Linked DNA regions of Homo sapiens: region 1 is linked to region 2. A link is an interaction called in ENCODE POLR2A ChIA-PET data of the cell type or tissue named here. Cell type or tissue: PC-3. All regions are shown on one strand.

Region 1 (2,500 bases), 300 kb before region 2:
CAAGTAGCCCTTTATCACTGGTTCCCATCATCTTTGTTTCCACCCAGCCGTCTTGCACACAAGCTCTCTAACAGGTGAATATTCTTATTTCTCACGCTTGACTCCCTTTGGTGCTGGAAAGATTCCAGATGTTGCTGGGCACAGTGGCTCGTGCCTGCAATCCCAGCACTTTGGGAGGCTGAGGCCGGTGGATTGCTTGAGCCTAGGAATTCAAGAGCAGCCTAGGAAACATGGTGAAACCCTGTCTCTACCCAAAACACAAAAATTAATCGGGCGTATTAGTGTGTGCCTGTGGTCCCAGCTGCTTGGGGGGAGCTAAAGTGGGAGGATCACTTGAGCCCAGGAAGTAAAAAAATGCAGTGAGCCATGTTCACGCCACTGCACGCCAGCCTGGGTGACACAAAAACAAAAAACAAAAAACAAAAAAACAACAAAAAAAGAAAGATCCCACATATTTGATCTTCCTGGCAAGTTTTAACTTGCTACCTTATATCCTGGGAATGGCAGGACTCTGGGTCCTGTCCCTATCTGGTCCCAGAGGGATGACAGATAAGTAGACAACAGCATGAGGGTGGAGGGCTCTCTCCTATAAACTATAGAAAGTTTAACTTGGAAATTTATAACAACAATAATAATGGCAGCTGTCACTGAGGAGCCATCATGTCTCAGTTATTAAATCAGATCCTTTGTGTACATGATTTTAAAATGTGAACCAAATACATAGCTCTATTTAAAATGCTTGGCAGCCAGGCGTGGTGGCTCACGCCTGTAATCCCAGCACATTGGGAGGCCGAGGTGGGTGGATCACCTGAGGTCAGGAGTTCGAGATCAGCCTGGCCAACATGGTGAAACCCCCATCTCTACTAAAAATACAAAAATTAGGTGGGCATGATGATGCATGCCTGTAACCCAGCTACTCAGAAGGCTGAGGTAAGAGAATCACTTAAACCCGGGAGGCAGAGGTTGCAGTGAGCTGAGATGGTACCACTGAACTCCAGCCTGGGCAACAAGAGTGAAGTTCCATCTCAAAAAAAAAAAAACAAAAAAAAAGCAGCTTGGCACCGTGCTGGCATATAAATGTTCAATAAATGGTAGTTCCACTTCACAGGGGAGAAAACTGAGGTTCAGGGAGATTCAGCAATTTGTTCAACAGCACAGAGCTAGTAAGTAGGCTTTGAATCCAGTGTCATATTTCTGTCTTCTGCTGTGTTTTCTCTTTCTTTCTCTGGTGTGTGTGTGTGTTCTGTTTTTTTGATGGCTATACTACAGTTTTAGAAATCAAGTATTAAGCCAGGTGCAATGGCACAGGCCTGTAGTCCCAGCTACTCAGGAGGCCGCAGAGAGAGGATTCCTAGAGGCTAGGAGTTCAAGGCTGCAGTGTGCATGACCATGCCTGTGAATAGCCACTGCACTTCAGCCTGGGCCACATAACAAGACCCCATCTTTAAGAAAGAAAAGAAAAAAAGAAATTAGATGTCAATCTGATTTTAAAAACATAAAACTTGTTATTTCAAAAAAAACCACAATACAATAAAATAAAAAAACTACAGACATATTTCTTTTTTCTTAAGATTCTCTGGATCAGAAATTTGGGCAGGGCTAGGCTGGGCAGTCCAGAGGGTACTGGCTAGGGTGAAACACTTGCATGCAATCAGCTGGTGACTGGGCTGTGCTGGAAGTTCCCAGAAGGCTTTGCTCACATGTCTGGGGCCTCAGTGCACCTGTGTGGTTTTTCTCTCTCTCCATATGCTGTCTTATCCCCCAGGACTCTCCAAGGGGTCTCTCCCCAGCAGGATAGCTGGACTTCCTCATAGCACGGTGGCTGGCTTCCAAGATTGCAAACAAGCTTTCAGATTTCTTCAAGTCTAGGCCCAGAAGTGGCAGACTGTCACTTACAGCACTATTTTTTTTGCTTCCGTCCCTCCCTCCCCCCTCTCCCTCCCTCCCTCTCTTTCTTTCTCTCTCTTTCTCTCTTTTGACAGGGTCAGGTTGTCTGAAAAAAAGCCTGGTCAACTCCAGACAGGGTCACCCAGGCTGGAGTGCAGTGACATGATCATGGCTCACTGCATCCTCAAACTCCTGGGCTCAAGAAATTCTCTCACCCCAGCCTCTCCTGTAGCTGAGGCCACAGGCATCACCACGCCTGGCTAATTTTTTGATTTTTGGTAGAGACAGGGTCTTGTTATATTGCCCAGGCTGGTCTTGAACTCCTGGGCTAAAGTGATCCTCCTGCCTTAGCCTCCCAATGTGCTGGGATTATAGGTGTGAGCCACTGCATCTGGCCTAGACAATTCTAATCAAGGAGGAAAATAAAAAAGAGAAAGAAAGGGAACATAAATACACAGCATTAGGAATGGGAAAGGCGTATAACCACAAATGCAGAGAAGATTTTTTACTTTTTTTTTTTTTTTGAGACAGAGTCTCACTCCGTCACCCAGGCTAGAGTGCAGTGGCGCGGTCTCGGCTCAGTGCAACCTCTGCCTCCCGGGTTCAAGCAATT
Region 2 (2,500 bases):
GTCTCAAACTCCTGGGCTCAAGTGATCTGCCCACCTTGCCCTCCCAAAGCTTGGGTTTACAGGCATGAACCACCACACTCGACCCACAACCAAAGAACCTTAACTGATATTCATGCGGTCTCCTTTCTACTAGGCCCTGTGCTCTTGAGGGTAAGAACAATGCCTCATCCATCCCTATCTTTCTGAGTGTCTGCTGCACAGCCGACGATCAATAAACACTGGGTGAGTGGAAGTCATTGATTTCATTGTCTCTAGCTTACCTAGCTGCCTCTTGGCCTCTGCCCATGTGGGCTCGTTGCCTCGAAGAATCATAACTGCCTGCATCACTATCTCCACTTGGGCTGGGGGCCGTCCATAAGACTTGATCTCTCCTATATCCTTCTTGTTCAGAGACTCCAGGGCCTGGGGGAAAAGGGGATAAAGTGAGGGTAAGACAGGACCTTCTGGAGACAGAACCTAGCTGAGGTGCCACCTCTTCTTCCCACTTCCCCAGAGTCTTTGAGGACAAAGAAGACTGGCCCATTCCCTTCCCCGGGGCCTCGCGTTCCTGGCTCCCATCCTTGCACCCGCCCCTGGTACCCGCATGGCCTCTTCCAGGGCGGGCAGTGCCTCTTCTAGATCTTTCTGGGCATTGTCAGCCAGTGCCTGACACTTGATTTCCTCAACTGCAATCTTTTCACTGTTGGCTGTTACGGCCTAGGGATGAAAAAAGGACAAGGGTTTTTTGTCTTTGCCTTGGGCAAAGGTGGGAGTGACGGTGTTGGTGGAAAAGATGAAAGAGAAAGCTAAAGAATTTTTTTTTTTTTTTGAGATGGAGTCTAGCTCTTTCGCCCAGGCTGGAGTGCAGTGGTGCAATCTCAGTTCACTGCAACCTCCGCCCCCAGGGTTTAAGCGATTCTCCTGCCTCAGCCTCCCGAGTAGCTGGGATTACAGGCACCCGCCACCACGCCCAGCTAATCTTTGTATTTTTAGTAGAGACAGGGTTTCACCATGTTGGCCAAGTTGGTCTCGAACTCCTGACCTCAGGTGATCCTCCTGCCTCAGCCTCCCAAAGTGCTGGGATTACAGGCGTGAGCCACTGCACCCAGTCACTAAAGAAAATTTAAGAAGGGGGGAACATGGGTTCCCTGACGCAGTAGCCGGCACTGGTGGGAGTGGGGCACGGGGGGTGGGCGTGGGCCCTGGACCTTCTGCTGCTCATCTGCCTCCCGCTTCTGCTGCACAATGATGACCAGGTACTCCTCACACTGCTTCTGGAACTCAGCCACCTTCTTCTTGGCATCCTCCAGCTCCAACGACATCACTTGCACCTTTTCCCTAGTTTCGTCGATCTTGAACAAGCCTGTCCGCAGTTTATTGGCTTGGGCCAGCAGCTCCTGCCGTTTTTCTCCCAGCAACCTGGGGGAAAGAATAGGACAGGGTGTGGAGAGGCGGGGCTTCCGGAAAGCGCGGTGTCCTGTAAGGTCCACCTTCCCCGTGTGTCTCGAGTCCGCCTTCCTTTCTGTTGCCACCAACACTACCCCCACCATCCTGGTCGGGATTCTATCACTTCCTGCCTGGGTCATTGCCAACAGCTTCCCAAGGGCTCTTCTTGATTTCAGGCTCTCATTCCTCTGGTTTGTTCTACACACCACTACCAGAATCAGCTTGTTAAACAGTCTCCATCACACCACCTCCCCTACATGAGAATCTTCCTCTGTTTCCCACTGTGGAACAGGCAGGTGGGCTGGCCCAGGGCAGGCAGCCGTCCCTCAGCTCCAGCCTGGTTTTTTTTCCCTATGGGAATGAATGTGGGCCCAGTATTGCAACAATTTATTGCTCTCTCTCTCTCTTTCTTTTTTTGTAGAGATGGCGTCTTGTTATTTTGCCCAGGCTGGTCTCAAACTCCTGACCTCAAGTGATCCTCCCACCTCAGCCTCCCAACGTGCTGGGATTACAGGCATGAGCCACTGCACCTGCCCCACAATTTCTGATTTTTTTTTTTGAGACGGAGTCTCGATCTGTCACCCAGGCTGGAGTGCAATGATGCAATCTCAGCTCACTGCAACCTCCACCTCCCGGGTTCAAATGATTCTCCCGCCTCAGCCTCCCCAGTAGCTGGCATTACAGGCACCCGCCATCATGCCTGGCTAATTTTTGTATTTTTGTAGAGACAGGGTTTCACCATGTTGGCCAGGCTGTTCTTGAACTCCTGACCTCAAGTGATCGGCCCACCTTGGCCTCCCAAAGTGCTGGGATTACAGGCGTGAGTCACCGTGCCCAGCCTTATTTGTATCTTTTAAAATATCCTTTGCAATAAATCAGCAATAGTAGGTGAAGTGTTTCCTGAGTTCTGTGAGCCACTCTAGCAAATTAACTGAACCTGACAAGGGGGTGGTGGGAACCCTTGATTTATAACCGGCCAGGCAGAAACACAGGTAAAACACTGGGCTTTCGGTTAGCATCAGAAGCGGCGGGTGTATTGTGGGACTGAGCCCTCCACCTGTGCGATCTGACTCTA

Evidence for each region. ChIA-PET counts read pairs that join two places held together with the same protein. Peaks named below come from ENCODE experiments on the same cell type or tissue, not always from the same donor. Only the 100,000 strongest peaks of a DNase experiment are listed, where the experiment ranks them.
Region 1: POLR2A ChIA-PET joins it to region 2 with 9 read pairs; 2 of 35 experiments call an interaction of 5 or more read pairs at or near these places.

What each region holds. Positions count from the first base shown.
Region 1 is chr17:8,099,572-8,102,071 of GRCh38, reverse strand. The region is part of intron 15 of ALOXE3 (arachidonate epidermal lipoxygenase 3); the gene reads left to right. Among named protein-coding and RNA genes, the nearest start is that of MIR4314, 13 kb to the right of the region's middle. In PC-3, no CTCF peak of the experiment used is centred here; no DNase peak of the experiment used is centred here.
Region 2 is chr17:7,803,154-7,805,653 of GRCh38, reverse strand. DNAH2 (dynein axonemal heavy chain 2) reads right to left here. Exons shown (of 86, transcript NM_020877.5): 59 at 1,188-1,398; 60 at 580-696; 61 at 261-402. Among named protein-coding and RNA genes, the nearest start is that of KDM6B, 30 kb to the left of the region's middle. In PC-3, no CTCF peak of the experiment used is centred here; a DNase peak (open chromatin) is centred at 1,473; H3K4me3 peaks cover 279 bases; H3K27ac peaks cover 1,997 bases.